2 separate regions of the Homo sapiens genome follow, and region 2 is linked to region 1. Evidence: read pairs that join two places in POLR2A ChIA-PET (ENCODE). Cell type or tissue: HepG2. All regions are shown on one strand. Links, peaks and the distances in the headings refer to the core of each region. The heading gives the core; the rest is flanking DNA.

Region 1 (11,672 bases), core at 2,538-7,537:
ATTGACAGGAGAGCGTGGTGACTGCTTTGGTTCCCATATTGTTATAAGAAACCTGCTTTGTTCAGAGCTCTTTAGGGTGGGTGGAAGGGTGTGATGTCACCCCTTGACCATGTTGGTTGTTTACTTCTGCCTCCTCAAATCCATGCCTCCTTTTCCTTTTTCTGGTACCAGCACCTCAGTCTTCTTTGGAGAAAAATTCTCCTCCTGCTTTTTTTTTTTTTTTTTTGCTCCTCACTGCAGCCTCGACCTTCCCAGGCTCAGGTGATCCTTCCACTTCAGCCTCCTGAGTAGCTGGGACTACAGGCGCACACCACTGGGCCCAGCTAATTTTTCTATTTTTTGTAGAGACAAGGTTTTGCTATGTTGCCCGGGCTGGTCTCGAACTCCTGGCCACTCAAGCTATCCTCCCACCTTGGCCTCCCAAAGTGCTGGGATAGCAGGCATGAACCACCGTGCCTGGCCATTCTCCTGTTTTTAGTCCATCTGGTTTCAGGGTGCAGTGTCACTCAGGTCTGGCCCATCAGCATTTCCATCCACTGGACAGAGCAACTGGTTCAGCAAGGGGGCTGTGATCTGGGTTGGCTCAGTGAGAGTCAACCCTAGGAATGTGATTGGAACTTCTGGCAGAAAGAAGCCACCTTTCTACTGAGACTGCTAAACTAGAGGATCTAAAGCTGGAGGGAACTTGCCTGAAAATGAAACCAACACAGATCAAAAAAGGGCTGAGCATCAGAATTCCTGACAAAAGAACTTAAGCCCCTGGATCCAGCAATGCCTGATGCCTACCCTTGACTTTTAAGTTACTTGAGGCAAAAAATTTGCTTTTTTTCCTGGAACCAGTTTGATTTGGGTCTTCTAATACTTACCAATCCAGTACTCTCCCTTGTGAATTAGGAACTGAGACATAAAGACTGAAGCCTATTTATATTGGCTTAAACTAAGAGGCCACAGAATGCCAGGTTGGAGTGGCCATGTGCTCACCTGAGCACAAATACCGGAGACACAGAGAGAGGTCGCAGAGAGGAACAAAAATGAGACAGAGATGGAACAGATGAAAAGATAGAGGGGGAGATGAGAGACCATGTGGCTTCAGAAAAAATAGGAAAAGCCTTTTCTCTACCCCTGGGGTCTTAGTGGTCTCTGCTTCTGAACCTAAAGGGAGCCTGGCTACATTTCCTGCCCTCGGTTCTTCCCCCAGCTCTCATATCTTCCCCAAAACTGGCCTCCTGGACTTGAATTAGTTTGAGTGGATTTCTTGCCTTCAAATAATTCACAACCAACACAGCAGCTGATTGGATAGGAGAGACAGGGAACAGAAATATACCAAGGATTACATCAGAGATTACATCATGGGGAGAGGAGAGGGAGGAACACAAGGTTGTGGGTGGGGGTGACCCGGAATTAAAGTCTGTTAAGGCCTTTTTATGTGCCTAAAGCCAAGCCTCCTACAAATACTGCAAATTCTTCTCTCCTGGAAACCAAAAGTCCATGCAGCTCAAACAACCAGAATCCCATGATCCTGCCCTGCATGGATGCTCAGAAGGTTGTTGGCCGGCACATGGCTGTATTTGTGCTGATCTGACCCTGGGGATTAAAGGTTTCACTTGCTCGTGCCCTCAGTCAGCGTGCTGGAGGGTTGCCATCCTCCTTTTGATGGCAACCCTTGCCTCCTCATTTCCATCTGCACCTGTCAATCTCACCACACTCACCAGCCTCTTCCTGGCCTCAGTCTCTCATGCCCTCCATCACTGGGTAAAGACCTAGTCACAGCCTCTGCTGCAGCCTTGTACATGTGCCCTGGGCACCACTGTTCCCACAGCCAGGGATGGTGTCCTTGTAGGTGCCTGTCATTCTCTGCCAGGGAGCTTGCTTTGGCCAGGAGCATGCCTGTGGGAGTGGGGTGGGCAGGCCAGGATGCTGGGGCATTGATGCCTCCAGGAGAGGCCCTGGACCAACACCAGACAGGGGTCTGTGGGCAAATACACCAGTTTCTTCATTCCTTAGGTGGGACAATTCTGACTCCTTTTCTAGACTATCTCAAGGTGTAGGGGAGCCCAGCCTAAGTTAAACTGATACATCCCTGCGTCCAGTCATTGTCATTTCTCACCTGGCTTCCTGTCTGGCTGCGCTCTAGTCCATTCTACAGCTGAAGGAGTTTTCTTTTCTTTTTTTTTTTTTTTGAGACAGAGTTTCGCTCTTTTGCCCAGGATGGAGTGCAATGGCACCATGATCTCGGCTCACTGCAAGCTCCGCCTCCCAGGTTCACGCCCTTCTCTTGCCTCAGCCTCCTGAGTAGCTGGGACTACAGGCACCCACCACCACGCCTGGCTAATTTCTTTGTATTTTTTTTAGTAGAGACGGGGTTTCACCATGTTAGCCAGCATGGTCCTGATCTCCTGACCTCGTGATCTGCCTGCCTCGGCCTCCCAGAGTGCTGGGATTACAGGCGTGAGCCATTGCGCCCGGCCAGGAGTTTTCTAAAATGCAAAATTGGCTGGGCGTGGTGGCTCATGCCTGTAATTCCAGCACTTTGGGAGGCTGAGGCGGGTGCATCACTTGAGCCAGGAGTTTGAGACCAACCTGGGCAACCTAGGGAGACCCCGTCTCTACTAAAAATACAAAAAAAATTAGCTGGGTGTGGTGGCATGCACCTGTCATCCCAACTACTCGAGAGGCTGAGGCACAAGAATCGCTTGAACCCAGGAGGCGGAAGTTGCAGTGAGCCGAGATCATACCACTGCACTCCAGCCTGGGTGACAGAGCGAGTCTCCGTCTCAAAAATACATAAGTAAATTAATTTAAAAATAATAAAATAAAATGCAAAATTAATCATTTCCCTCCTCTGCTCCCTATTGCTTTTAGGCAGTGTTTGAACCCCTTACATGGATGACAAAACACCCTGTTAGTCCCTTAGCAGGGTTGCTCGGCCAGCTGTCTCCTCCATCCCCTGCTCCCTTCTCTCACACACAACTCCAGCCATATGCAATCATCGGAAATTGTCCTACGTGCAATGCTTGCCTTCAACCCAGGCCATTGCTGTGCTGTTCCCATCTCCTGGAATCTTCTCCCCCTTTCTCCTTTCCCAGTACCTTGGCCCATCCCATGCTGACTTCTGTCTTCAGGCCTCCTTCCTCTAGAAAGCCTTCCTGACCTCAGGCAGGGTTAGAGTCCATCTCTCCTTGCATCCACAGAACTTTACTCTTGCCCTCCTCACCCTGGGGCAGAGCTGTCTCCTTATCTGCCCTTCCTTCTTGAGCCGTGGCTTTCAGCCCTGGTTGCACGTTAGAAACATGTGGAAGCCTTTACAAAATGCAGATACCTTGGCCCCACCATGGACTAATCACATCGGAATCTCTGCGGGTGGGGCCTAGTATAGGCTTTTCTTAAAAGCTCCCCGAGTGATCCCAATGTGCAAAACCACATTCTGATAGTATGATCTCACGAAGGCAGAGGCTGGGTTTTATTTATTTCATCTTCAGTTCCTGGTACATAGTAGGAGGTCCCTGATAAATGTTGGCTGTGGATATGAATGACAGCTACTGACATGCTGTCATCCTTCTGTGTCAGGTGCTGTTCCAAAGCAATCAATGAATAAACGAAAGAATAAATAAGTGAGTGAATGAATGTATCAGTGAATGAATGAATGAATGAATAAAAGGCCCACCCACATGCAGCTGGGAACTAGAGGCTCCAAAAAAATGTCTGTCCCTCGAGATGTCTAATTGTCTAAAGGCAGTGAATAGCCTCTTGCCAAACTCCTAGCAGAGATTAAGTAGTCATCCAGCCCTGGGGCACGACCGTGGGTGGTCACTGCTGAGCTGCCAAGTCACCAGCAAGCAGGAGCAGCGGCAGCCACAAAACTGGAAACTGGAGTTGGGAGATGGGGGCTGGGAATTCAGCTAGGAAGGAGCCAACGGGCTCCTTATTTAGGAAGGAATTTGTTTTGGTGTTGCGGGTGCGGGGGTTAAAATTCATTGTTTCTGAGGTTGCTGTGAAGAGTTGGGTCCAACCCAGCAGCATGGGGTTGGAGCAGGGTAATTGGAGGTTGCAGGGCCTGGATTTGCAGCTCTCCTCCCAATGAAAATACACTGGAAAGCAAAACAGAGAGGCTGGAAAATCGTCTCCCAGCGTCACCGGCAAGAATGAAAATATATGGCTTAATAAAAATGGCTGATTCAATTTCAAACAAGTGGCTCATACCCACCTCTAAATAGCTGCTGTTAAAATGCAGACTATAGCCCTGTTTTAAATGAGGCCTAAGGTAGGGAGGAAAAAGGCCTCTCTGCAGGGAGGGGCATGGATCTTTGCTGAGGCCTATTTCAGTCTGAAGTTTTTAAATGGAGTCAAATCAAGGTATTGATGTTGCTTTAATTTTTTTTCCTGTCCGCACAAAGTAGGCTCTAAATGGCATTAGCTGTAATGAGGTAACCCTCTATGCTCCCCGGGGTGGGCACCTGAGCAGGGGCCCCCACAGGACTGCCTGCCGCCCTGGGGTGCTTCACGGGGAAGGGCCACCTCCCTTTGTTCTGTCTCCATGGCCAGAATGAACCCAGGCGGAGTCCAGTGGCATTCAGAGCTGCCCCCAACCCAGCTGCCAGTTCCCTGTTATCTGAATTGAAGAGGTCAGAGGTTAAGTGAGAGATCAGAGTCCCCGGGTCAGGGAAAGAAAAACAAATCCCCGGGGCCTCCGCTGTGCTCTTGAAGCGTGTAGGCCGTGCCCTCCGGTGCAGATGGGGGAATATTTTATACCAGGCCCTGTCCTTTTCTGTTACCATGTAAATTGACTGACTTTTTTTCTTTAACCGAGTTAGGGGAATTTCATGGAGGGGAAAAAAAGGATTGCATGGGCATTTGAATTTTTGCTGAAGACCAAGAGTAGCAACTCCAGTTCTGGCCTCAGCTTCATGACAGGAAGCCGTCGTTGACTGTGGGCCTGTTTTCCTCTTTTCAAACAAGTCCAAGAGGTGATAAGGTAAAAAGGGGTCGAGACACTCATGAATGTATTCAGAAACTAGGTGATCGCACCTGCTATCATGGAGAAGGGAGGCACATTTAAAAGCTTGTTATTGGCTTGGCATGGTGGCTCACGCCTGTAATCCCAGCACTTTGGGAAGCCGAGGCAGGCGGATCATCTGAGGTCAGGAGTTTGAGGCAAGTCTGGCCAACATGGTGAAACCCTGTCTCTACTAAAAATAAAAAAATTAGCCAGGCGTGGTGGTGTTCACCTGTAGTCCCAGCTACTCAGGAGGCTGAGGCAAGAGAATCGCTTGTACCCAGGAGGCCAAAGTTGCAGTGAGCCGAGATCACGCCACTGCACTCCAGCCTGGGCAATAGAGTGAGACTCAGTCTCAAAAACACAAACAAAGAAAAAAAGCCTTGTTATTCTGTGGGTCTAAGAAGCTCCTCATCGTTCAGGCTCCTCAATCAGGAAGCAGTTTTGGATTCTTTACTGGGTTCTTAGCCCTGTGCAAAGAGCTGTAAGGGTTACTGGAGGTTAAGATAAGATAATGCCTCTCAAGGGGCATTTTATGTTGTTTTAGAGCCAGAAAGACTTCAGTTCATCCTGGCTCTGATAGTTCCTAGCCATGTGACCTTGGACTGACTCCTCGAAGCCTCTGTTTACTTATCTGTAATATGGGCGTAGTAGGCCCTCCGTCCTCACCACTTCAGTGTACTCTGGCACCTCCATTTCTTCCCCTGGGGGCTTTCTCAGGCTGCCGATGCCCACTTTGCCTGCCCTTGCAGGTGCCAGCAGTGCCCAGGAATTAGTGCCATTCCCACCTACACACAGCCCTCAACCAGCGTCTGGTGGGAATTGGTGAATAAGCACCCCAACTCCTTCACCCCCTGGGTACGGTGATTCTGAGACGCATTCTATGCCACTTCTCAGAATTTCCCCAGCGGGATTTGGCTCTGGTTTTCCCCCAGGGTGAACTTGACTGATAATACACCCTCCCTTCCATGACCTCCCCACTGACCTGCCCATGTTTCTTTAAACTGCCAAGTAAACCAGGTGCTCTGAGTCCCTGTCTCAGGGTTACTTCCTCCGGGACTAAGACAATGGGATCATGAGAAGAAGAAGAAGGATGGTTGTGAGGATATTGCAATTGCTGAACAGTGTGAGAGCATAGAGACTGCTTGGCACAGGATATGTCCTCAAATCAGTGATAACTATCATTCATAAGACTCAAAATGTACCTGAGAGACGACAGCGCTTTACATTGAGAAAGCAAAGCTGCACAGGATTGAGTAGTTGAGGCAACAGGCAATGTAGATATTAAGAGGAGAAAGGGGAGAGCTGAAAAGGAGAAACACTTACGTTAGGCCCCACGAAGAAAGCAGGGAAGCGACTGAGTTACACAGCCACATCCACGGGCACTGGAAGAGCACCTGGCTCACCAAGGGTCCTCAGCGCTCCCTTTTAAGCTTTCAACACCCCTTGATGCTCCCCTCTTAGCATTGAGTCAAAGCTGGAATTCAATAACTATTTGAGGCTGGGCATGGTGGCTCACACCTGTAATCCCAGCTCTTTGGGAGGCCAAGGAGGGTGGATCACCTGAGGTCAGGAGTTTGAGACCAGCCTGGCCAACATGGTGAAACCCCATATCTACTAAAAATACAAAAATTAGCTGGGCGTGGTGGTGGGCACCTGTAATCCCAGCTACTTGGGAGGCTGAGGCAGGGGATTGCTTGAACGCAGGAGGCAGAGGTTGCAGTGAGCTGAGATTGCTCCACTGCACTCCAGCCTGGGTGACAGAGCAAGACTCTGTCTCAAAAAATAATAATAATAATTAATAAATAAATAACTGAAAATTTGGCAAGTTTGAATAACATTCGTCTTTCTTGCACAATTTTAAGATTCTGAAGCGGAGGACAGGCTGTGTCTGTTCAGCATTGTATCCCCAATGCCCAACACACAGCCTAGTATATGTTAGGTCTACAATAGATGAGGAAACAGATACGTGAATGAATGACTGTCAAAGGAAGGGACAGGCATAGTTAAGAGCTAAGCCGAGCTAGTCTCGGAGCAGGTTGGAGCAGGCCAGCTGAAAGTCCTAGTGAAGGGCTTGGTTTGGCAGGAATGGAAAAAGGAAGAATTGTAAAAAGGGAGGCTCAGGACAGGTTTCGGAGGGCTTTGGGTGCTGAGTTAGGAGTCTGGGCTTTTATTCCAACAGTAATTGGGAGCCATCAAAGGGCCTTGAGCTAGGAGGGAGATGACATGGTAGAAAAAGGATTTTGCTTTGTTTTTTTAAGAAGACTCTTCTGGCACTTTCCTTGGCTGTGATAAAGAGTTTTGATATCCCCTAATGCCAGTGGGTTTCTGGGAACTTGAATGAGATAATATATCGGCAGTGCCTAGCACAGTGCCTGGCATCTACTCATAGGATGCACCCAATAAATGCTAGTTACTGTTCTTGTATGAAGTGTAAATAAAATACTTTATTAGTGTTTTACAAAAGAGATTGTAAATAGAGAAGAGCAGAAGGCCATAGCCTGAGACCAGAGGAAAGTGGTCACCTACACCAGGGAAGGAGCGGCTGGAGAGAAGGAAGGTGTTGTGGACACTGTAGTGTGCTGCCTAGATCCCCTTTTGGGGAGGGACTGATTCCCCCAGCTGCTGGCAACACTGTTGGAATGAATGGCCCGTGGCTAAATAACACCACCTTGCCCAAAGCCTTGCCTACTTCCAGGGAGCCCACCCCCAGCGACTGATCAACCGGGTGTGTAAAGACCTGATTCTTTTGCTCCAACTCAGTGCCCCGAATGCCTGTCCCTGTGGAGCTGGCTGAGGCCTTTGCTGAGACTATTTCACAATTCAGCTTCTCCCTCCCAGTCCTGCTTCCCTCTGCTCCCTCCACGGAGTGATGCTGAGAGCACTCCCTGATCATCTCCATCTTAGAGACAGCTTACCAGGGGAGTCAACCTGCAGCAGGAGAGCTAGGTAGAACAGCGCCATGGAGACCTAGGCAGGAGAGCTGTCTAGAGGGAGGAGGTGAGTGAGAAGACCATATTGAAATGGGAAAAGTTCCCTTGTCCCCTTCACAGGGTGTGTGTGGCTCGCTTCTTCAGTGCCCCGCTGCTCAAACCTCTAGGGGGAGCAGGCAGATGGGCAGGCTGTGGGGCTCCCATCCCAAGGCAGCATCTAGGGGTGAATACTTATAGCTCCTGAAGCCCCAGTGGGCATGTGTTATGGGGTGCTCTTTTAGTTTTGCCATTTGTAGGTGGCTTGTGTTAGTCAGCTCTATTAGACTCCCTGCCTTATCACAAGGACAGAGGGCTTTCTGTATCCCAGGGTTTCTTGCTTTGGTGTACTGGAAGAATCGGATCACATGTGGGCTTGGAGAATGAATGCAAGGTTTTATTGAGTGGAAGTAGCTCTCAGCAGATGGGGGAGCTGAAGGGAGATGGAATGGAAAGGTGGTTTTCCCCTAGAGTCAGGCCGCTCAGCAGTGGGGCTCCCCTCCAACTGCCCCAGCCAAACTCCATGTTGTTGTGCTGGTCGATGGCCTGCCAGCCTGCAGGTGCCTGCCAGTGTGCTCCTGACGTCCAGCTGCTTGTGTGTTCTTCGGCTGGTGTGTTCTGCTCAATGGCTCAGCTACTTCTTGTGTGCATACCCACTAAGGTCTCCGGTTTATTTACAGCACAGGATCAGGGTGTGGCCGACCAGGGTGGCCTTGGGAAATGCAACATTTGTGCATGAAGGCAGGAGTGCCTGTCTTCACCTAGGTCCATAGGCTCGGGGGTGGAGCCGTAGCCAGGCACCATGCCCTTCCCTTCCCAGCACTTCTCTGCCCATCTTCCATATCAAAATGGTGCCATGAGAGCAGGAGAACAAGATCTGAGAAAAGGCCTCTGGATTCAGCAACTAGGAAGCCGGCATGAGCCCAGTGCATTCAATGAGTCCAATTAATGGCAGAGGCTGAAAAGGTGATGCTGGAGTGAAACAAAGACCACAGGTGCAGAGAGTCTAGAAATTAGGCTAGGAAAGAAGACAAACTGTGAGAAGACAGCCTGAGAGGTGCCCGGGTCCTGTCACGCAGCCTCTGGATCTGGCTTATTTTGTTAAAAACAACCAAGGATTCCCATCAGAAAACCCTCCGACCACATGTTCAAGAGACACCAAATATCTCTTTAACCGTGAGACTTTAAAAGGGCAATTTGTTTTTTGAGGATCTAGAATGCAAGCCTTAGGGATGTCATTTCCCCAGCACTGAAAACACTGCAGCAATCTCGATACTGGGCATTTTTGTAAAATGAGAATCACTGTCCACCCTGCTAAGCCTCTCGCACTCTCCCTCGTCCTCCAAGGACTCTTCAGGGTCTGCTCTTTGAACCCCAGTCCTATGCCTCTTCCCTTTTGGCCTCCTTTGGCACAGATTATTTCAACAAATAGTTATTGAAACCAACAAAATGACATCAAGTCAAAAGCAGCTCATTGAAATTCTTTTCCTCCTCTACTTCCACCCCCACTCCCCAGGCTGGGACAAAGAAAGCGTGGAATATATTCAGAGCCCACCAGCTCTCAGACAAAACTGGCCTCCCCAATTTCCTGGTGGACTGTGGCTGATTCCCACCCTAGTGCTGTGTCCCCCACCTCTTCCAGGGCCCTCTCCTAAAGATGCCTATGTAAAGTGTGGCCCTCCTCAGAAGAACCCAGTTTCTGGGGTCCTCAGACCCAGGCTTCTCTCTGGGTTGAAAACAAAGTCCAGATGCCCACTCACTGCTGATGGGAACATTAAATGGTGCAAGCACTTTGGAAGGCAGTTTGGCAGTTTCTTAAAAAGTTAAACTTACCATTTGATCCAGCCATTATACTCTTAGATATTTACCCAAGAGAAAGGAAAGTTGATGTCCATGCAAAGACCTGCACAAGAATGTTCGAATGTCTATAGCAGCTTTATGTGTGATTGCCCCAAACTGAAAACAATCCGAGTGCCCTTCAGTCGCTAAATGCGTAAACAAAACGTTGTGCATCCATACAGTGTCCTGCTACTCAGCAGTCAAAAGGAATAAGTTACCGATGCTGACAACAATACAAAACTCTAGAAAATGGAACCTAATCTATAGTGACAGAAAGCAATGGTTGCTCAAAGGGGAGATTGGGAAGAGGTGGAAAGGAAGGTATATTAGTCTGTTCTCACACTGCTGATAGAGACATATTCAAGACTGGGTAATTTATAAGAAAAAAGAGATTTAATGGACTCACAGTTCCACATGGCTGGGGAGGCCTGACAATCATGGTGGAAGGTGAAAGGCACATGTTACATGGCAGCAGGCAGAAGAAATGAGAGCAAAGCAAAAGGGGTTTCCCCTTATAAAACCATCAGATCTCATGAGACTCATTCACTACCACGACAATATGGGGGAAGCTGCCCCCATGATTCAGTTATCTCCCGCGTGGTCCCTCCCACAACACATGGGAATTGTGGAAGCTATAATTCAAGATGAGATTTGGGTGGGGGCACAGCCAAACCATATCGGAAGGATTAGAAGACACACAAGGAAACTTTTGGGGGGAATGGCTATGTTCATTACCTTGATTGTGGTTATAATCACACCGATGTATGAATAAATCAAAACTCATTGTATTGCATGCCTTAAATATGTGCAGTTTACTATATGTTAATTATACCTCAATAAAGCTGTTCAAAAAAAATTTTTTTAAGCAAAGTCCAGGAGAAGGAAGGCACCATGGCTTAGTTAAAGAGTAAAATCTTTCTCACAGAGAAAGTGCTCTGTTCCTGGGTTGACATGACATGAGCTGACATTTCAGCCTCTACTTCCTGGACATTGGACCAGGTGCTATATTGTTGGAATCACCCCTGCAATTTTATTTTTTTATTTTAAAAATGAAGACAGGATCTTGCTGTGTTGCCCAGGCTGGTCTCAAACTCTCAGGCTCAAGCAATGCTCCCACTTTGGTCTCCCAAAATGCTGGGATTACAAGCATGAGCCACCACACCCAGCCACCCCTGCCAGTTTAGAACTGAGTAGATTTGCTTTCTACTTGATTCCTGTATTCCAAAAAACCAAGCAAAGAATAGTTAGGAAATATTAGGTTTGGTGAACAAACAGTGAAAGGTGGGTCATATTTAAGAGAAAAGAGGAACTGTCTCTATTGGTCAAATTCCTAGAATTTGCCGTATGGTCACAATTAAATTGGGGCCAGTGTGGTGGCTCACATCTGTAATCCCGTGCTTTGAGAGGCCAAGGGAGGAGGACTGCTTGAGCCCAGGAGTTTGAGAGCAGTATGGGAAACCTGGTGTGACCTTGTCTTTACAAAAAATTTAAAAATTAGCTGAGCTTGGTGGTGTGCACCTGTGGTCCCAGCTACTCGGGAGGCTGAGGTGGGAGGATTGCTTGAGCCTAGGAGTTCAAGGCTGCAGTGATCTGTGATCACTCCAGCCTGGGTGACAGAATGAGATCCTGTCTCAAAAAAACAAAAAACAAAACAACAACCAAACCTAAATTGGGCTTATTTGTAAATGTGACTCTTTCCCTAAATGTTTAGAAGCATTCATTTACTCCTTTCAAAAGAAATGTATATGTATGTTGCTTTAAGTGAATGCATGACATTTATTGTATTGATGAACCATGGTTTATTTGGCTTTCTTCAGTAACCTTCTTGTTGGATGTTTAGGTTATTTCCAATGTTTTACTGTTATATATCA
Region 2 (11,672 bases), core at 3,113-8,112, 440 kb after region 1:
GTTTCCTTTCTACTCCCCAAACACTCCAACCTCTTTCCCTTCACTCCTCCCTGGGAACATTCTTCCCCCGCCACCTCCCCCACCAGTTCTCTCCACATCTGGGTTCTTTTTCATCAATTAACTCTTGCTGACCGGGCCCAGTGGCTCACACCTGTAATCCCAGCACTTTGAGAGGCTTAGGCAGTTGGATCACTTGAGGCCAGGAGTTCAAGATCAGCCTGGCCAATATGGCAAAACCCCGTCTCTACTAAAAATACAGAAATTAGCCGGGTGTGGTGGCAGGCACCTGTAATCCCAGCTACTCAAGAGGCTGAGGCAGGAGAATCGCTTGAACCCAGAAGGTGGAGGTCGCAGTGAGCCGAGACTGTGCCATCGCACTCCAGCCTGGGCAACAGAGCAGACTGTCTCAAAAACAAACAAAACAACAACAACAACAAAACCTCTTGCTTCCCTGAGAACCATCTGACTCTTATCTAATGTGGCCCCGTCTTTTCCCCATTGCCCCATCTGAAATTATCTTATTTGTTCAACTGTTTGTTGTTCATCCCTCTGGAACATAAGCTCTGTGAGAGCACGGACCTCATCTGTCCTCTCAGCACACACATCAGCACGCTGTAAATCCTCAAATAGTTGCTCACTGAACAAAGACAGGCTCCTGGTCTGTATTTCCGGGCAATGCCAGATGTCTGTGCACCTCGGATTTCTCCAGCTTTCCCAAGCCCTTCCTATGCTGGCTCAGAAGAGGGCTGCCAAAGAGTTCATTCCCTGTGTGTGACAAAGCCTGAAAAAACACGCTGCTTGTCTGAGTCACTGTGCTTGTCCAGGGACCTCTGAGCAAACTGATTTGTGATTGCAAGGCCAAGCCGATAGAAGGGCTGCTCTTCCAACAGCTGGACTCTACACTGGGGCCTCTTTAACAACAGATGTGATGTGGTGGAGAGGCGGTGGGGAGGCCGGGTCCCATGGAAACTCCCACGCAGAAATCCTGCCGTCTGTTCCTGGCACTCCCTAACATGTGGTAGAGCTTACCAGAGCTTAATTTCCTTGTTTCCAAAGTGCCCTCTCCTAGGCGCTCTCATAGCTCTCATTTGCTCACTCTCATCTCCCAAACCCCTGCACCCCATCTCCCTTTTTCATCAAGGCATTGAAACCAGAGACTGCTGGTTGCCACCTAAATGCTTTTTGTCCCTTCTTCCTTGGTCATAGAAGCCTGATTTTATTAAAGATGGTGATGAACCCAGCAAAGAGACAACATTCACCCACCCCTTTTTCAGGTAGTGGTGGCCAGGTGATGTCTGGCTAATGACGTATAAACAGCAGTGCCACTGGAACTTCTGGGAAGAATGATGAAAGGAGGCTGACTTCAGCCACTAAGACTTCAGCCGCTGTCTTAGTCCGCTAGGGCTGCCATAAAAGAATGCCACAGACTGGGAAGCTTACACAACAGAAATTTAGTTTCTCATGGTTCTGGAGGCTGGAAGTGTAAGATCAGGGTACCAGCATGGTCAGGTGCTGGTCAGGGCTTGCTTCTTGCTTCCTGGTTTGCTTTTCTCCATGTCTTCACACAGGGGAAGGGAACAGAGAGAGGGAGAAAGTGGGGGCATGGAGAGAAGCAGGAGAGGGAGAGGGAGAGAGAGAGAGGGAGGGGGAGAGAGGGAGAGAGAGAGAGAGAGAGGAGGAGAAAGATCCTTTTGCTCTTTTTCTGAGGCCACCAATCCTATCAGATTAGGATCCCACCATTAATGACCTCATTTAGCCTTAATTACCTCTTAAAATCCCTATCTCCAATATAGGGTCCTTGGGGGTTAGGTCTTCAATATATGAATTTAGGAGGGACACAATTTAGGCCATCACGGCTAGGCATTACATCATTTAGTTCTTCCCTTCCTTCTGTCTTCCTCCCACCTGGAATCTGGATGTGATGGCTGGAGCTTCAGCAGCTCTACTGGACCATGTGATAAACTTGATAATGAATGCCAGGTGCTGAGGGTGAGGGTGGAAGTGCAGAAAGATGGAAAGAACCTGGGTTGACTTTGTGGCACCATTATCATGGAATTGTTAGGAGCTGCTTTATGTCAGAGTTCTGGTTCTCAGCCACACTGTATATTGGAATAACCTGGGGATCTTTGAAAAATGCTCATGCCTGGATGTCACTCCCAGAGATCCAGATATAACTGGTCTTTTGGGGCGCAGCCTAGGCATCATGATTTCTTTTAAATTTATCTGGTGATTCTAAAGTGTTAAGCTCGAGAACACTGCTAAAGAAAAAATCCTGGTGTAAGGGAATTGACTGTGTTTTAAACAATGGTATTTTAGTTTTGTTATGCAGACTAACTCAACTTCAATAAGAAATCTAATTCTAGAAGATGAATCACTTCTGTCTTCTAAGATTTTCAGAACAAGCACCGCCCAAAGCCATCAGGAGACCTGGTTGCATCCTACCACTTTCAAGAGTAGATATGGGTAGATATCAATTCAAGCTGAATGGTGACAGATCTGTGCAGTATTAAGTACAATTTTCTGTCCTTTCACTCACATGAATAAAACAGTGTGTGTAACTTAAACTTCAGGATTAAAATAAGCACTCAAATTCAAAATAGTCAGATGTGGCACTTTTGTCAACAAACCTCTTTTCCGAAAGTGAAATCCATTGGTAATGATCATTAGAGGCCAATGAACTCTTTCCTGTGACCCAAATGTCCCTCCTTGTCCCCAGCCCAAGTGGGAAGAGCTCAAGGGGAGGAGCTCGGCCAGCTGGTGAGAGAGTTGACTTAAAATAAACAGGTACCAGGGTTCAACTCTCAGCTTCACCACTTACAGCTGAGTGCTCTTGGGTAAGTCATTTAACCCCTCTGTGCTTCAGCTGCTCCCTGTGCAAAATGCACTTCATGATTTTGTCCAGGACTCGGGACTGTGGCAAGGACTGAAAAGCAATGTCCGAAAAAGCACTTAGCATTGTGCCTGGCCCAGAGTCACTGCTCAGTAAATGTCAGCCATCATTCTTAGGCTATGGCCAGCCACTCTTCCCAAATGATGTGTCCTTCCCTTTCATTTCTGGAAAACAGTGCCAAAACAGGGCTGCTTTTATGAATAGGGTACTAAATGAGCAAACACATGTCTGGAAATAAAGGTAATTCATCCCTGGGGAGATAGCATCTCCCAGGTTCAGGGGTTAATGGGCTTGGAGGATTCATAACAAACGGTGCCTGAGACAAATTGGCTGATGGAACTGAGCAGCTATTGTTTCTCAGACAGCTCTTCAGCCGTGGCCCATTTATTAGCATGGCTGCCGGAGAAACAAATTAAAAGGCAAGCCCCTCAAAGATAACAGAAATTGAGTGCGAGGGGCAAAACGCCCTGAAAGTTTGAGCCGGCGACAGAGAGGCCATGCTTCTTCATCTGCTGCCAACCTCCAAACACTGAACTCTGGAGGAGGCTGGACGGGAGCCAGCCTCTGACGGCGTGTGCTCTCCTCGGTAAATATGGGAACTGCCAAGAGCCAAGCCCGTGGAAAAGCACTTACAGATTAGAAGCAAACACATGGCAAGCAGGACCCTCTGCAATCGTAAAATGCATCGTGGAGGAAGACGAAAGGAAACAAACCATTCTCTTTGGGACTGTCCATCTGGAAGCGTGGAGCCAGGAGCATTATTAGAAATAAATATATCCAGCCCAGCAACATCTGGGAGTCACTGGATGTTTTCATCCTCCTGGAACCTTCGGAAGAGCTCTGTCCACAAATACAGGCTTCTGAAGCTGCAACAGAACCCTGGTGCTGGGACACCGGTTCTGCCCTTCACCCCCTGTGGATTGGTTTAGCCCATTTTCCAGGGAAGGCTGGGGAGTGGAAAGGGCTTAATACTCCAGAAGCTTTGTGAGTGGGGGTGTGAGCCTGGGAGGGAAGACTGGAGGCCTCGCAGGCTGTGGGATGCGTGGCCAGATGGAGCATTGTCCTTTGCGGGCAAATGGCTTCTACTAGACTTTTCTAGGTGTGACCCTGGAACCATTTTTATCCTGGGGTGCTGACTAATAGAACAGATTCCTGGGTCCTACTTCAGACCTCCAGGATCAGCCTCTCTGCAGGGAAGTGCAGGAATCTTACATTTAATATCGCTTCTTAGGTGATTCCTCTGCACACTACGGGAGTGCTTCTCAAACTAGAGCATGCATGCACCAACATAACCCTGAGAGCTTACTAAACACAGATTGCTGGGCCCCACACCGACAAGCACCCCTGATTCAGTAGGTCCAAAGTGGCGCCCGAAGATCTGCATTTCTAACAAGTTTCCCTGATGCTGGTGCCGCTAGTCCAGGGACCACACTTTGAGTAGCACTGCAAGTCTGCAAACCCACTGAACTACGGGGTTTGCTCTCAGGCTGAGCAAAGTTCCATTTGTCAACAAACATGTACATAGCCCCCAGTTGAGTGCGAGAGCCCTCTATTCCTGGGCATCGTGGCGTCTGGGAGCCAAACCTTCTCTCTTAGGCCCCCAAGGGAACCTGAAGATGTTTGAGTTAATAATGACTCCAGGACGAGTTTGTGCTAGGACTTTCCTTGTAGAAGAGAAGGGCCTAAATAGCAGCTCTCAACTTTGAGCAAGATTTTAGAAACACTCCATTGCTGGGGAAAAAATGTTAAACTAACTAATGTAGTCTCTTTGGGTGTGGGAACTGGGCATCATCTGGATTTTTAAAGCTGCTCTGGGGAGTCCAATGTGCAGCCAGGCTAGAAAACCTAGCACAAATGTTAACTCTGACTACCATCAGTAGCACCCAGGGAGTGGCTAGAAAGCATTACATTGGGCCCCACTCCTCCCTCGCAATTCTGACTTCCATGATTCAGGGTGGAGCTTGGGCACTGGCATTATAACAGAAGCTCTCCAAATGTTCCACAGTGCACCTAGCGGCAGGGATCCAGGCCTGCTGGCCTAGTGGAAAGGGACTCAGGAGCACTAAATCCTGGGAAGGCTTAAGGGGCGGAATGAAACCAGAGACTGGGGCTGATTCATTTGGATCACCACAGTAAATGACAATGGTAAAGCAAGTCACAATTGTGTAAAGCAGTTTTGTGAAGTGCAATCAGAACAGATTTCTTGTTCTTACCCCATAAACAACTCAAACTCTCTTCCTTGCTGGCCTGAGCAGGAATTCGTTGGAAGGGAAGATAGAAGCTTCCTCTGCAGACTTCAGACGTGCCTCCTCTGGGATGCACACAGCAAGGGGTGCCCTTGCCAGGCATAAAGCCCTGTGCAACTGGGTTTCTACAGCTCTGCAGCGGCCTAGGAGGAAGGTTTGCTAGAATTACTGCCCCATGTGACTTTCTTTTAAAAATTAACTTGCAGATCCCTGGGTGCTATATCAGCTTTCTCAACCTGGACATTGGACCCTGGAGCCTGCATTTTGAACAGACGTTCTGGGCAATTCCAATGTGCATTATAAGCAGGGAACCATTTACATGAAGGTTCCACCTACCTGAGCAAAGGTGGAAGTTGGGAGAGATAGGGCCAGAGAACAGAGTGGATAGTTCTTTGCCATCTTTGGTTTCCCCGAGGTCTCTGCTGGGCAAAGGGTCTCTCAGAAAACCCTCCCTGAAAGATAAGAGCCTATTTACCAAAATTTACATCTAGGTCCAATAAATGGAGCTGACTTTACCCATGCAGGGCTGGGTGTCAGACTCAGCTGTCTCTGTTACGATGCACTTTTAAGGCTTTTCTAACAGGATGAGCTAGATTACTGGCAAAGAAATGAATTTCTCCTATCTCCACATAATTCTAAATCTCCTCACTAGAGAATTAGACTATCTGTCCCATTTCCAACAATGACACATGTTGAATGGCCCAACATTGGCCAATGGTCCTGGCCTGCCATGTCTTCTCACAACAAATGTTCCCTTGTAACTTGCTCACTCTGGGGTTAGTAGGAATTTCAAATTGGGAGAGAAAGAGAGAGAACTGTTTTAAGTGGGCTGACCTTGGCCTTCCCAAATTACCTCTGAAGTTCCAGGATTTGTGAATGACCCAGAGGTCCATGATCCACAGTCATGCGCCATTTGAATGAAGCATGAATTTGGATGGTGTGCATCTGGAACTATGGAGGGGAACTGGGTCTCGTAGCTGGGGAGCACCAGTACCTTAGCTTTGTGGAACTTGCGACACGGTGGAAGTTCTGTTTCTTGGCAAAAAATGGTCATGTGGTTGAAGAGAAACTTTCAGCGGATATAGAAATAACCATCAACTTGTGGTAGGAGAATGGCACTGGGTGCTCATGGAGCTTTACAAGACATGTGAAGTGGGAGGAAACCGGGAATCTGTGTTAGCATTTCCAGTGCTCCAAATTCGGGATCCCTGGAGGTTTCAGAATCAGTCCTCCCAAATATTTATGGAAATAATAACAAATGCTTGTATTTATTGAGTGATAATTACATGCCAGGCAAGGGGCCAAGAACTTAGCACACATCATCTCCTGTGACCCTCACAGCAATACTCCAAGTGCGTACTTTTATGATCACCATTTTCTAGAGAAGGGAACTGAGCACAGAGTGGTTGTCCAGTTTCAACAAGAACCCACAGCCAGACAGCGGCAGAGCTGGGATTCAAACTGACAAACACTCTCTCCTCGCCCAAACTTAGTTCGTCTCCTCTGAGCCCTCTATTCGACTAGGCCTCAAATATGGCCCCAGTCCTGCACAGCAAAAATCATGTCAAGTCAGTTTAGCAAAATGTCTTCACCTTTGATCTCTGATCACCCTTGAAATCTGATCAATTTCCTCATCCCCCACCTTTAATGTATAAGTCCTTGACCTGCCTTTAGCAAGAATCCTGTTAGGTCAGTTTAGCAAGAATTCCCCAACCCTGGGTGTCTCCTCTTCGCAATTTTTCATCCACTGACTCTCCTTACTCTGCTCACTGACTATAATCCCCCACCTGTCCTTTCTGTATTCAGAGTTGATCCCCATCTCCCTCCCCTATTGCAGTACCCCTACTGTGATAGTCTTAAATAAACCCTGCCTTACCTTTTAAATAAGTCTCAGAATCATTCTTTCATGAACAGAACACAGGCAGTTGGACTCTGGTACCTGCCTTCTTAATCCATACAGTATCCTGCCAGACCAGCGCTGTCCAATACAACTATAATGGAAGCCACATGTGTAACTTTAAATTATCTAATAGCCACATTAAAAAGGGAAAAAGAAATAGGTGAAATATTTTTTTTTAAGTTTTTTACCTAGTATATCTGAAATGCCATTTCAACATATCATTGATAGTACAAAATTATTAACGAATATTTTACATTCTCTTTTCCTTACTAAATATTTGAAATCTGGAGTGTATTTTACGCTTTAAGCATATCTTAATTCAGATGAGCCACCAGTGGTAAATGGCTGCAGTAATAGGCAGCATGGGGCTGGATTATCCCCTGGCAGGCAGGATGCTTGATGTAGTTTGGATGTGTGTCCCTGACCAAATCTCATGTTGAAATCTAATCCCCAATGTTGGAGGTGGGGCCTGCTGGGAAGTGATTAAATCATGGGGGCGGATTTCTTATGAGTGGTTTAGAACCATCCCTTAGGTACTGTCCTCGCGATCCTGAGTTCTCACGAGATCTGGTCATTTAAAAGTGTGTGGCACGTCCCCCCCCCCGCTCCCTTTCTCTTGCTTCTGCTCTGGCCATGTGACATGCCTGCTCCCCCTTCGCCTTCTGGCCACAGTTGTAAGTTTCCTGTGGCTTCCCCAGAAACCAAGCAGATGCCAGCATCATGCTTCCTGCACAGCCTGCAGAACCGTGAGCCACTTAAACCTCTTTTGTTCATAAATTGCCCAGTCTTAGGCATTTCTTTATAGCAATGCAAGAAGGAACTAATACAATGCTTGAGTTGGAAAATTTTTTCATGGGGGTGCCTAGGGTAGAGGAAGCACAGAGAAAGGAGGAGAGGAGAATGAAGAGACAAGGAACCTGGCTGGGACACCTGGGGGCATGGCTGCCTGTGCAGCTGGAATGGAGAGATCATTTCAGGAGCAGGGTGTGGGGTGATTAGAACTGAGCAGAGGCTCTGAGGACATCTGTGTGGGTGGAATCCAGGGGACTACATGTGAGAATTACGCTGAATAAAGATAGGGCTTTGGGCCTCCAGTTGTGAAGTGTGCCAGGGATGGAGGTGAAAAGCGACTTAGAGTGGATGGAGAGAAGAGTGGGGTAATGAGCAATCCCAGAGAAACTGGCTCCAAGTGTGGGCCAGGCAATGTGCTCTCTGATTGGGAAGGGCAGGCAGGTGATGAAAGAGGACAGTGTCTCTCCAGCTGTCATGTGCACAGATATCACCTGGGGATCTTGTTCAAATGCAGGTTCTGATGCAGTTGATTTGAGATGAGGCCTAAGATTCTGCATTTCTGAAAAACTCACAGGTCTGGTGAGGCTGCTGGTACATGGACCGCCATGCTCTGAGTAGCAAGGACTAGGACACAGATTCATGCTTTGAATGGTTAAGTGGCATAGAAGGGGAAGAAGTAGAAACTTAGCTAAGCTCTGGAGAGCCTTCGGCTTGTGCGCTTTCCAAGCTGTGGCAATAATAACTGTGGCTTGCTTCCACTGAGTACCTACTATGTGCCAGGTACTGCGTGTTGGGCTTTATACCAGAGATTAGCAAACTAGGGCTCATGGGCCAAATCTGGCTGCTTCCTGTTTTGGTGAGTAAAGTTTTATTAGAACCCAGCTACACCCATTCATTTATTTACATATAGTCATGGCTGCCTTCATGGTACAGTGGCAGAGTTGAATAGTTGCAACAAAGATCATTCACAAAGCTTAAAATAGTTACCATCTGGCCCTTTATGGAAATATTCTGCTCATCCCACATTTGCACATTATCTTATTTAATTCTCATCACAGCCCTGTGAGGTAAGTACTGTTATTGTTCCCTGTTACAGATGAACAAACAGAGGTGTAGAGGCATCAAGGCACTTGCCCAGGGGCTCACAGCTAATACAAAGGACAGACAAGGTCCTCATAATCAAGGCTGATGGAGGCCAATGCCGTATTTGGTTTTCTGTTCCTGCGTTAATTCATTTAGGATAATGGCCTCCAGCTACATCCATCTTGTTGCAAAAGACATGATTTCCTTCTTTTTTTACGGCCATGTAGTATTCCATGGTGTGTATGGACCACATTTTCTTTATCCAGTCTAGTTTTGATGGGCATTCAGGTTGACTCCATGTCTTTGCGATTGTAAATCATGCTACGATGAACATATGTGTGCATGTGTCTTTGTGTTAGAATGATTTGTATTCCTTTGGATATATACCGAATCATAGGATTTCTGGGTCAAATGGTAATCGACCATTCAATTACCTGTTTCCTGTTCTAAGTTCTTTGAGAAACTGCCAAACTGCCTTCTACAGAGGCTGAATTAATTTACATATCGCATGTTCTCACTTATAAGTGGGAGCTAAACATTGAATACACATGGACACAAAGAAGGGAACAACAGACACCAGCGCCTACTTGAGGGTGGAGGAGGGGAGGAGGGTGAGGATAGAAAATCTACCTATTGAGTACCATGCACATTACCTGGGTGATTAAATAATCTGTACTCCAAACCCCTGTGACACACAATTTACCTATATAGCAAACCTGCACATGTACCTTGAACCTAAAGTTTAAAAAGATAAATAAGTTAAATTAATGCACTAGTCTCATGGAAACAGGAGTGGCCTCTAGAAAGCAAGCACGTATGTGTGTGAGCAGCAGGAGGCTGAGGGAGACCAAGATGCTGTTTTATGGAAAGGACCCAGTGTTTCCTTCTATAATGGCTTCTCTCGCACCCCACACCGTCTTCCGTTGCCCACCTCTGAACTTACCTGCGACAGTGCCTGTCTCTTACCCCAAGCATTGGCCTCTCTTCCTACTATGGGATGGCAGTTGTTAAATCCCCCAATGTCCCCACCCCTTGTGGGACAATCCAGAGGCACGTTCTACACAATTCGCCCGGGGTCCACAGTGAGCTTGAGCCCCAGGTGCCCACAGTGGTCACCTGCTCATTATTGGCTTCCCGTATCCGTGGCCCCCACATCACTCTCCCATTCTCCCACTTGTGGGAATCACCTCCCAAGTAAACTACCTGCACCCAAACCCCATTTCCAGTTCTGTTTTCAGGGAAACACAAACCAAGACACATACTCAGCTGTGTAGGTACCATGGCAGTCATGTAAAATGCCTGTGGGGTTCACCTTTTACAGATAAAGAACTGGGGCCCAGAGAGGAGAGCTGCTTGTCTCAGTTACACAGGTTCCTAGCCAGGTCCATCTGACTCATTCATTGAAGAGTCCTACAGCTCATTCTTTGAATAATAACAATCGTGGCGTCATCATCATCACATGCTTACTGTGAACAGATGAGGGGTCCACGGCTCAGAGGAGTTAAGAACTTGGCCAAGTTTTGCCCATGTGTTAGAATGGGGATTTGCACCCCCAGAAGCCTGGAGTAAGAGGTGAAAACCTCCACAAGCAAGGCTGCAGTGGACACGGAGCTGTCTCCTTGGGGCTGGGTGCCCTGGTGTGGCCTGCCCATCCCTCAGCCCTGCCCACTGGGTGGGATAAACATCTTCCTCAACGACTGCTCCCACGGCCGGTTGCCATGGTTACCTCTGGGTACCATCTGAATATTGAAGGACAGTGATGGTAACCGCAGCCACTGTCACCGCCTCTGTTTGACATTCCTACCCACCTCCCACACCAATTCCTAGTACAACTGGGGCTGGAGAGTGGGAAGGGGGTAGGCCTGGTTGCCGTGAGAACAAAAGAGAGCAGCTTCTCATGACCTCATCTCTAGAAATCCTGGGAGCTTGGCAGCTGCGGCTGGGAGTTATTACTGCTCTGATGTCTTCCCTCCCCTTCCAAGTTTCCCCAGCCTCAGCATAAGCAGGAGCCTGCCTGCCAGTCTGCATGTGCTGTTCATGCCTGCGCCTCTTGTGTACAATGATTATTCTAGATCCCTGTCTTGCCTATCTCTCTCCCTTCCTCCTTCTCTTCCTTCTGCCCCCCACAGAAATGCACTGTCTTATAAAGGATGCAGCCCTTTGCTGGTGTGTTATTATGCTTCAGAGAGAGGCCTGTAGAGTTCTGACTGGCCCCTCCTGGAGCTCTGAGAGTTTCAGTGATGATCCCCATCTCCTCATCTGTAAAATGGGGACAAGGGCTGTTGGAAAGATTAAGTAAGGGCAATAGCCGAAACATTAAGAGCTTGATCCCTGAATTGGACAGACTTGCATTTAAATCCTGATGTCTCACTGCGCCACCTGAGGCAAGTTAATTTTCTGAGCCTCCATTTCTTCTTCCATGAGGATAATAGGTGTATCTACCACGCAGGGATTTAATTTACTAATGATTAAAGCATGGAGCCTTTCTTTGTCCCAGTGCCCTTGCCTGCTTCATGACCCTCTAAGCCTTTGAGTCTGCAAAGGGCAATGACCTTTGTTCTCCCTTGTTCCCAACCAAGGGCAGTGACATGAGACTCTGCCCTTCACTGAGAAAGAACAGCTCGGCTTCCAGCCGGATACGAGCAAGGCAGATAAGACACCTCCGCTTCCTCTTTTGAATCCTGTGGCTGTCACCAGCCTCTGATAAGATAGCACCAGCTGGGTGGCCCCACAGCTCCAGTGGGAGATTAAGAGCTTGGGT

The links. ChIA-PET counts read pairs that join two places held together with the same protein. Peaks named below come from ENCODE experiments on the same cell type or tissue, not always from the same donor. Only the 100,000 strongest peaks of a DNase experiment are listed, where the experiment ranks them.
Region 2: POLR2A ChIA-PET joins it to region 1 with 5 read pairs; 1 of 35 experiments calls an interaction of 5 or more read pairs at or near these places.

What each region holds. Positions count from the first base shown.
Region 1 is chr3:72,583,897-72,595,568 of GRCh38, reverse strand. All of the region lies in intron 10 of LOC105377161 (a long non-coding RNA gene), which reads left to right. Among named protein-coding and RNA genes, the nearest start is that of RYBP, 140 kb to the right of the region's middle. RefSeq lists an enhancer at 4,182-5,009. In HepG2, for the core only: no CTCF peak of the experiment used is centred there; a DNase peak (open chromatin) is centred at 4,628; H3K4me3 peaks cover 755 bases.
Region 2 is chr3:72,144,850-72,156,521 of GRCh38, reverse strand. LINC00870 (long intergenic non-protein coding RNA 870) reads right to left here and starts at 5,265. Exons shown (of 3, transcript NR_038221.1): 1 at 5,104-5,265. In HepG2, for the core only: a CTCF peak has its summit at 4,880; DNase peaks (open chromatin) are centred at 3,581, 3,681, 4,871 and 5,381; H3K4me3 peaks cover 2,245 bases.